2 separate regions of the Homo sapiens genome follow, and region 1 is linked to region 2. Evidence: chromatin contacts called from ENCODE Hi-C or POLR2A ChIA-PET data. All regions are on one chromosome and are shown on one strand. The core of a region is the stretch at or near the end of the contact, and the rest is flanking DNA. Distances in the headings are between cores, read along the strand shown. Region 1 overlaps HIVEP3 (HIVEP zinc finger 3). Region 2 has its middle 110 kb from the start of GUCA2B.

The links. A loop is a pair of places that touch in the nucleus more often than their neighbours do. ChIA-PET counts read pairs that join two places held with the same protein, here RNA polymerase II (POLR2A). Pooled maps may share reads with other maps.
Region 1: a map of PC-3 shows a loop between it and region 2 (5-fold over the local background). The contact joins two enhancer-like sites. A Hi-C loop is called at or near these places in 2 of 168 maps with a recorded cell type or tissue (PC-3 and PC-9), 2 of 37 single-sample maps with no recorded cell type and 12 of 50 pooled maps. POLR2A ChIA-PET finds 5 or more read pairs at or near these places in 4 of 52 experiments (GM12878, HEK293, Panc1 and 1 more).

What each region holds. Positions count from the first base shown.
Region 1 is chr1:41,857,033-41,861,890 of GRCh38, reverse strand. All of the region lies in intron 1 of HIVEP3 (HIVEP zinc finger 3), which reads left to right. Among named protein-coding and RNA genes, the nearest start is that of HIVEP3, 59 kb to the left of the region's middle. Within about 2 kb of position 1,475, at least 6 of the 41 ENCODE cell types and tissues checked have a DNase peak (open chromatin) inside an H3K27ac peak, as active enhancers do.
Region 2 is chr1:42,036,804-42,041,775 of GRCh38, reverse strand. It overlaps the pseudogene HNRNPFP1. Among named protein-coding and RNA genes, the nearest start is that of GUCA2B, 110 kb to the left of the region's middle. Within about 2 kb of position 1,460, at least 2 of the 41 ENCODE cell types and tissues checked have a DNase peak (open chromatin) inside an H3K27ac peak, as active enhancers do.

The sequences.
Region 1 (4,858 bases), core at 226-2,725, 180 kb after region 2:
CTGTAAAAGCTTTCTAATGTTCTCATCACCTCTCGTCTAGTCTGCATCCCCACAAAAAGCTAAAGTCTTGAAGTTTTTATTTAATTATGTTAATCTGCTGTTCACAAGTCTCCAACTGCTCCCTGCAGCTTATTGGAGAAAGCCCAAGCTTCTCTGTGTGGGATTCAGACCTCTCTGAAATCTGGCCTCCTTCCTTCCTATCAACGCTCTCATCTCTGCCTCCCTTGCACAAATCCTCCTCCCAGGGCTGGAAATGCAGGCAGCATGTGCAGGATGCAGAGCCTGTCTCATGCGGCGCTCACAGTCTCCCCACATCCCCAGAGGCCAGCTCACTTCTTAGCCACCTGCCTAAAATTTCCCCACCCTTCAAGGTAAACTCAATCCATTTTCCCATAAAGGCTGACCTGCATCCTCCTGAAAATGCCAGCTGCCCTCTTGGGCCTCTAGCAGAACACACTCCTGGATTCTTTGTGCCTTGATTTACCGTATTGCCAGCTACCATTGTGAATCTCATCTCCTTGGTTAAATCATAAGCCCTTAGAGTAGAGCAACTAGGTTTTTCTTTTTTCATTTCTTTTTTATAACCCTAGTGCTTGGCCTGGTGCAGTGTGCTCACAGGCCTCCATGAATTATTTTGGAGGAATTAAAGTGGACTTATCGGGCAAGCTACAAAGTGACTTTGTGTATTCAGCTATAACATGGTCCCCAGATGGAGCATGGTGTAGGAGTTTTATTTGGAGTCATTAGCCATTCTGCCCATACTGACGGACACAGGCAGTGCTATAGGCTGTGAATGGCACACAGCTTTTAACCACCACCCACCTCCAGTGCCCTGGCTCGAGTGTGCTGAGGGGCTGGCAGCAAGGCCTCTCCTCCCTCGTAGTTCGGGATTTTAATCACGTTGCCAAGAACCTAGTCCTGGCTTTGCCTCAATCTGATTCCACCTCCCTCCTGGAAGATGTTCTTCTTTTTGCTTTATTTTGGCTGCCAGTTTCGCTGCTCTGCTGCTTTCAGGTTTGTGTGCTTAAGGTGTGCCCACAGGAAAATTAGCCAGAATTCTAATTCCACGTGTGACTTCTTCGTTAGTGGAGTAATTTAAGAGATGTGAGTGTTCTGTTTCCAGCTGGCATTATACCTGTGGGGGCCAGACCCAGCAGGAAACTCCAACAATGGCAATGGTGGAGATATTAGGGGGAAATATCCCCTTAGTGAAAATGTAGAAGGTCCTCTGAAAACACTGCAAAATTTTTGCAAAAGGAGGGCGTCAGATACATTCAGATCCCTTTCCAATCCAAGAATAGTTTATTCTCTAAGAGCTATCTGGCTCCAGGTGTCTGCTTACTACAAACACAATGGAATTCTCCAAGTCCTAGCAGGGTTTTGACCAGCTCAGGAGAAAATTGCTATGTAAATACCTGTAGGGGAGTGGGGTTAGGAGGGTGTTTATGTCAAATTCTTGTACCAAAGCCAAATGCAAAGCAGGGAAAAAAGTTATAGCTTGAGATAAACAGACCACTGGCCCCACCTTAGGAGTCTTTGTGCTATGCTGACCTTGATTATGAACATGTTTGTTGTGGTAGGATTTGATCTATGACCACGAAGGTTTTCCATCTTGTCAAGGGGGAGATTTAAGGAATTCCCCCACTGTGGCATGCTGTAGCTACTAGAGGCATAACCATGTCGATTTGACTCTTCTCTCCGATATAACTGGGGTGTCTTTATGCAGAAGCTTATGAGAGATGTTTAGGCATCAAATCCACCTTGGGAAATCCTGGTGGAGGTCTTCAGAATCCAGTTGTTGATCCGCAAGCCATCTTTTCTTTGAGGTTTGCCTGCTACCTTTGCTGGTCTGGACAAGAGTGAAATGATCCCAGTGTAATAAAGGACTTCAGAGCTCATCCAGTTCTGCTGTCCACAAGGCACAGAGATGCCCAGTTCCCTGATGGGCAACCACCTGGCCCTGCTCAACCCTTCCCAGCGGTAGGGAGTTCACTTTGAGGCCACCTACTCTGCTGCATCTAATTATGAAAACGGGCTTCCTTTTTAAACATGAACAGGCAATTCGCAAGAGGAACAAGGCAAATGAAAAACTGTTAGTCATCCCTGGTAATTAAAGAAAGGCAAATTAGAACAATGAAAGGTTGTTCTTTCCCCTAACAAATTGGCAAAGATTGTCTAAAGGTTAGCAGTCAGCGTAGATGAAGGTTTGAGGAGATGGGCTCACACCTATTTCTTAAAGACTATTTGGCAATATGTGTTAAAAAGCCTTAAAAATCCCAAATGTCCTTTGGCTTGGTAACTTCAGAGAGATGCTCTAGGTGGCCAGTGGTGGAGGTAGGATGTGAATCCAGGCAATCTGTCTCCAGAGCCCACATCCCTACCCTTACATTCTCCTGCCTCTTGTAACAGACATGTGGAGTGGAAAATAGGTACTAAGCGGTATGTAGAATATGACCCCATTTTTGTTTAAAATATTGAAGACATGACATTACTTTTATAATTAGAAAAAATTGTTTACGAAAATCTATTTTTTAATATTTAGCCAAATTCTGATTTTCCTTAGCCATTACCCATTTTTAAAACCCATTCATTTACCAAATTTTCATTGAGTTCTTTCTATAGGCTGGGCATGGTGCCAGCTACTCTGGTTCGGCAGGGTAGAAAACTGGCCAGGCCCAGCTTCCATGCCACAGGGGAGACTAATGATAAATAAGTAAACAGACCCTAGGGGCAGTCATTTGTTGATGCCAACTGTGTGCTGGGCATTCTTCTAACTGATGTTGATGTTTCATAGATTTACTCTTTCAATCCTTTACATAATTCCTTTAATAACCCTGGGCAGCATATAGCATTAATACCCAAGGCCACCCAGCCAGTAAGCAGTGGGGTCAGGACTCTCCAGCCTGAGCTGCCAACCTCTCCAGCTTCTCCAGCCTCTCTTCTTACTGATGTATTATAATCCAGCCACAATGGCCTTCTTTCCTGCCTCGGAAGCTTTGCACTTGACATTCTGTCTGCCCAGGCACCCCCTCTCCCACTAGACCCCCTCCTCATGCAGGTCACAGAGGCCTTTGCTGAGCTGCTGGTCTGGTCCATCGTGACTTCCCTCTTACCCCTGTAGACATTCTCCATCACTTAACATCACATCATCTTGTTTTACTTTCTTGTGGCTGTTTTCTCTCTCTGACATTATCTGACACTGTTTCACCCGCTGGATTGTAAGCTCTATGGAAAACATGATCCTTGTCCATGTGGTTCACCCACTATCCCCAGCACCTAGCATAGTACCCAGCATAGGGTAGGTGTTACTGGAGACAGTGGGAAATGAATAAATGAGGGATGATGAGCACATATCCTAGGAGAGTGGTCTCCAAAGTGGGATGTCGGTGTTGGAGACCATGGAAGGTGAGATGGTCCATTGTGGGGCAGGAAGAAATTATGATTGAGAAGTAGATAGACACATAGGAAGATGACCCACACACATCTCATCCTTTTTCCCATTTTTGTGAATGACAGGGCATGAATATAATTTATAAATAAACAAATGTGCACATAGGCAGGTACACTCAAATGTTTATTGTTAGGGCATATGACCAAAAAGCTTTGGGGATCACCGGCCTAGAAGGAGAGTCAGACAAGGAAACAGTCCATTCCAATATGGTGGAAAAGGTGTCCCAACAGAGCAGAGTGCTGTGGTAGCATCTGCAGGGCCACCTAACCTTCCGTGGAGCATTGATTACTGGGTAAAACTTATGTTTTCCATTATTTTGTAAATGTTAGGAATGATCATTTTTAAAACTATTCAAAAATACATAAGCTCTCATTTTTAGACCATTAAAGCAACCTGAATGACCATAGCCTTTATGGTCATTGTCGTAATAAATGGTGAGAGAGAGAGAGAGAGAGATTGATTGATTGATTGAGATTTCACAGTTAACTAGTTGGAGAGGCTAACTCCAAAGAGTTATATGGCTGTTAAGGAACTGTGGTGAAATATCCAGGTTGTCCTTGCTTTCTGAGCTGCAAAAGTAATCTGAAAGTTAGAAAAATAAACATACATTGAAACTCCAGTCTTCTAGCTTAGAGAGGTAATAGGAGGTAGCAGGGGAAAAACTTGGGCTTGAGTCTCACCCCTACCTCTTTCCTTCTGCATGACTTTGAGCAAGTCCTTTTCTCAGGACTCCCATCTACAAGATGGGCATGAGGATGCATACCTCATAGGCATCATGTTGTGAAAATGAAACAAAATTGCTTGGTGTGGAGTGGGTCTTGATGAATATTAGTTCCCGTCTAGTTCCTCTGTTTAAGGAGAAAACCCCATGTTATTTAGAAAGGGCCTAAACGTACATCCTTTAGAACATCATCAGGAACATGATTTTTTTTTTTCTATACTTGGTTAAACTGAGTTGTACTTGAAATACATTCTTCTTTAAATCACTTAAATTGATTTCATGTAAACCACAGCCACCCTTCCTGGGGTGGTATTGACCCTTGATATTTTACTGGTGATACCATCAGACCAACCCTCTTTTCTTCCTGGGCTTGACCTCAAATGATGCCACAGCTGGATTTCTGTAGTACAAATAACTCTTGTCTTCTAAGCATGGAGGGTTGCAGTTGGATGGAAGCAGAGTAAACAGAGAGAAGCCGGGACCTTGGCTTGGGAACCACCTGTGTCCAGGGAGAGGGGCCTCTTGTGGAATGGGGGAGGAGGGCTGGATGGCCAGTTTGGAGGAGAGGAATTGGATCAGGAAGGGGAGGACTGAGTTGGGCAGAACTCAGCAGATTCCTTGGCATGCACTGCAGAAGGATTCCCTGAAGGGCTGCACAGAAAAGAAATGTGCTGTGTGCTTGGCAG
Region 2 (4,972 bases), core at 211-2,710:
GTGAAAATTTGATTGAATTAATTCAAACGTTGCTAACAAAACGAGTCCTATTCACCCATGCTGTTCTGCCCGCTGTGGCCAGACCCATCACAGCCGCTCACTGACTGGCTCTTCAGGTCACTGTAGGTGGTCAAGCCCATGCCTCGCATCCCGACTGCTGTACGCCCCATTGCTAGCCCCTGTTGTCAAATTCAGGAATAGTTCTATGTATCTGTGCCACATGCTGACCCTGTCTCTGGAGGTAGCTGCCACTGCTTCTTCCCGAGTAGCAAACTCAACATCTGCTTTGCCGGTCACTCTTCCATCTGGGCCCATCTCAATGTGGACTCTCACCAGGTTGGAAGGAGAGAAGAGGTTGTAAATGTCGCTCTTGGTCGCTTTGCATGGCAGCCCCTCATGCAGAGGCAGTGGCCGGTGGTGCTATGCCCTGTGAACTCACTGTCGCCATATTTGTGGTCATACATTCCGGAGAGACAGTAGCTGAGGTTCCCCCACACCCCCCACCAAGCAGCTCCGTGGTGCAGAGGCCGCTATGCTCCTCGTGGCCCCGCATCCTGCGCCTGCCTGCTTCACGATGCCAGGGTAGCTCCCGGAAGCCCGGGCCAGTCACAGGGGTCCGGGGCAGCACGGATATGAGTCTCAGGGGGACCTGAGTCCGACCTAACTTCCTCCTGGCTGCTCTTGAACACCTCCATGTCTCTGTGCCCTGTCCTCTCCTTGGGCTTTCCGAGAGCCTCTCAGCTAACTCCTGCGAGGCCAACTCTTGGGATTTCCAACACTGAGAAGAACTGAATGATTTCTTCTTTGTGCATCCAGATGAGAGTCCTCAAAGTTCGAGCGCGAAGCCGTAGTTGGCGCTGCCCGCACTGTTGGGACCGCCGTGCTTCCTTCAACACCCAACTCACCTCGGTTCTGTGGGACTTGAACACCGCAATGCGCCAGTGTCCCATGCTTTCCCGGTCTTTTTCCAGGGCCATTTTTACGTCCTCTTCTGATCCAAGTTCAGCAAAAGCCTCACCACTCTGCCTACCCCTCTCCGGTGTAGATGGAACTCGCCTGAGCCCAATGGGGCATGGTGCAGTTGGAGAGGACGTCCTGCGCATCCTCGACAGATCAGGGCCAGGGCGGGCCATGGAGCCTGACCACAAAGCCCTCCCCTCCCTCAGGGCCCAGCAGCATGGACTCTTGATGGGGTGGGTGTCAGGTGAGTGGGGTGTGGCTTTTTTGTGGCACAGAGTCGGGCAGAACTGGTTTCTGTTGCTATCAAGCAAGCATGGCTGGCAGCCAAGGGTCCCCAAATTCCACTGAAGCGCGACCACGCAGAGGGCTCCGGGGAATGTCCAGGTGCTTCTTTTTGTTCTCAACCTGCATCAGAAGTCCACCTGGCCTGGGGCGAATGCCTTCCGTGAGGTCTGAAGGCCCCGGCCTGATATGCGCGTGTTTGGCTGGAAGCAGCGAATCCAGGCCCTGGGACCAGGTGACGGTGTTCCCACGGCCTCCTCCTGGCACTCCAGCAGCCTCCTTAGATGTTATCCGTATTACTTTTATCTATGAAAAATGGAGGCCCAGAGAGATTGTTACTGTTAGAACTGTTTATGTTATAGACAGAAAACTAAATTCCAACAACAAAGGGAATTGATTGGTTCACATAACTGAAGCGTATAGAGGTCTATCAGCTTCAGGTGTTGTTTGATCCAGTTGTTCACTGCCCAGCAGTATAACCAACGTTCTGCTTCTTTTCCCATTCTGCTTTCCTCAGTATTCCTTCACTGCCTGGCAATCTCATCTCTATCCAAGTGGTCACATTATCATGGATTTATCATCAATCTATCATTGGTAGGATCTACTACAGGCAGAGGAATCTTTTCTTTGCCAGAAGCCGTTTGCAAGTGTGTTTCAAATCCCTTTGCTCTGATTGGGTTTCATGACTGCCTTTAAACTAACTTCTGTAGCCAGGTGGATGGGATAGAAACAATGGCTTTAAGACAATCAGGCCCAACTCCTGGAGTCTGGGGTCAGGTGAACAACCTTAATACCATATAGGTTAGAATGGAGAAAAAGTGGTTTCCCAAATTTTTTGGGGGGTGGGGGTTCCAATGGTGGGAGAATAAAGAAATGGATACTGGGAAGGCTGACAGCAGGTGTCCAAGGGCAATGACTTATCCAAGGTCAAGCTGCTGGTCATGGATAAGCTGTGACTGAAATCCAGCTCTCCTCACTCAACGTTTGCAGATGGATGGTTATATAATTCCACTTAAGGTACGTGTTTCACAATAGCCATCCAAACAGAACCATGGATTTGCTTGCTTACATTCTGTTTATTCTTCAAATATGTACAAAAATATGTACAAAAACACACTTTGTCATTTAGTCACAGTGATGAAGACAATTGTCTGAGTTAATTAATTTTGAATCTCATTAAAGCATGAAGGCTTTCAGGAGAAATTCAGATTTTAGAGAATGAGAGCTATCATTTAAATAAGTGTCCGCCAGTCTTACCAGGGTCTTGGCAGTGTTCTGGAATGTATTTCAGAACAGGAATAAATTTTTTTGATAGCCTATATGAGATGCCTCCAGCCTGGATTTTCATCTCTCTGGTCAAAAGATTTGTTAATGTCCTGTATTGGGATCCTTTCTCTTACTCACGAATTATGGAGGCAGAGAAACAGAAAAGAAGGCATAGCCCTCCAGGAACTCCATGTTTGGTGGGAGAGGCAGATAACAAAGCAGGTAGGTGAAATACCATGACAGTGAGTGGGTGGGAAACTCAGGTGCCTTGAGAACACAGAGGAAGGCAGAATGTTGGGATCAGGGAAGAGCCAGGGAAGGCTTTCTCAAGTGGGCTGGATGGGAGCAGGGAGGGCTTCTACAGAGGGGACTCATGAGTATTGAGGCATGAAACCTCATAGGTTATGTGAAACCTCAAATAATTCAGAAGGGCAGAGATGTAAGGGCAAGGTAAGGAGTAGGGCGAGAAGGTGCAGATAGGCAGCCTGGAACAGAGTAATGGAGGGTCTTGGGGCTTGTATTACGGAGCTTGGTGTCTTTCCCGTAGGTGATGGAATGCCTCTAATGAGTTTTCAGTAAAGACCTGGTTTGCTTCTCAGACACATTTCGATATCAGATTCTTTGGTTGAAGATAATTCTAATTAAGTTCCTACAGGGGAGCGCATTGGAGAGATATGGGATCCTTCAGAAAACCCAATAAAAATTTGAAGAACCCAGGCTCTGAAGGAATTTCCCAGGGACTACATAGCAGGAATCAACTGCAAGTCCCCTTGGTCAGGAAGTATCAGGGCCAACTGCCTCCAGCGTTATTCCACCTAGGATTCAAATTCCAAATGAAAGATGTCATAGTGCTCCAGCTTGGGGGCACACCAGGCCTGGGCCAGGTAAAGTCATCATCTTCACTGGCAGTCTCCCCAAGCCCATATCTCTTGGAGTGAGTTCCTGAAGGAAAATCAGTGTGATGTGACCCTAAGAAAGAGCTAACGCTTGCTGAAGTAATGGGTGTCCACTTCAACAGCTGTGTGGAAACTAGATCTGAAGGGCACTAAAGACGAAGGGAATTAAAAGTCAAAAGACAGTGGAGATATGGACTAGGGCTGTGGTAGTATTGTGGGATTTATGAATATTTATGAGATAAAAATCGGTGATTGACTTTAGGAGAAGGAAGACGACAGAATCAAGGATGATTCCCAGGTCCTAGAATGTGGTAGTAGATATTATTACTGGAGAGAAGATAGAGGATGGGGAAGGGGAGATGACAAATAGCTTATGACATGCCAAGTTTAAGAACTCTGTGGGACATCAGGTGGAGGCTAGAATTTGAAGCATAGTAACTGAACTGAACTCATAGGCATGGACGACATAACCTAGGAAGGATTCTGGAAGAAGCCACAGAAGAGATCAAAATAAGTTTTGATCTTTGAAGAGATTAAAATAGATTTGCCAAGAAAATAAGATCAAATGACAAAGAACGGAAGGAGGAGGAGAACCAGGAATGTGCAGGGTCATAGAAAGCCACAGGATAAAATTTCAAGGAGAGAGCAGATTTGAGCTCTGGTGCAGGTAGAAGCCACATTCTAGGGAGCTAATGTATAAGTGGGAGTAAAAACGTGTGGGCTACCCTTGCAAGAATCTTGGATGAGAAGGGCTGGTTAACTGCATGGTAACTTGGAGGGCATACAGAGTCAAGAGAGGTTTTTTTTTTTTAATTTTTTAAATTTTTTGGTCATTTGGATTTTTGGTTTAAATTAAAATATCATTCACATACCATAAAATTCACCCTTTTATACAGTTATGTGGTTTTTTATTATATTCACAAAGTTGTACAGTCATCACCACCGTCTAATTCCTTAACATTTTAATCACCCCCCAAAGAGGCTTTGTACTCATTAAGCAGTCACTCCTCAGTCCCCCCTCCTCCCAGTCCCTGGCAACCATTAGTCTACTGTCTCTATGGATTTGCCTGTTTTGGACATTTCATATAAATAGAATCATACACTATGTGGGTTTTTGTGACTGGTTTCTTTCATTGAGCACTATAGTGTTTTCAAGGTTCATCCATGTTGTAGCATGTAACAGAATTTCTTTCTTTCTTTTTTTTTTTTTTTTGAGACGGAGTCTTGCTCTGTTGCCCAGGCTGGAGTGTAGTGGTGCGATCTCGGCTCACTGCAAGCTCTGACTCCCGGGTTCACGCCATTCTCCTGCCTCAGCCTCCCACTTAGCTGGGACTACAGGCACTCGCCAACACGCCCGGCTAATTTTTTGTATTTTTTTTTAGTAGAGACGGGGTTTCACTGTGTTAGCCAGTATGGTCTCGATCTCCTGACTTCGTGATCCGCCCGCCTCGGCCTCCCAAAGTGCTGGGATTACAGGCGTGAGCCACCATGCCCGGCCTTATTATTTTTTATGGCAGAATACTATTCCATTGTATGGATAGACCATAATTTGCTCATCCATTTGTCAA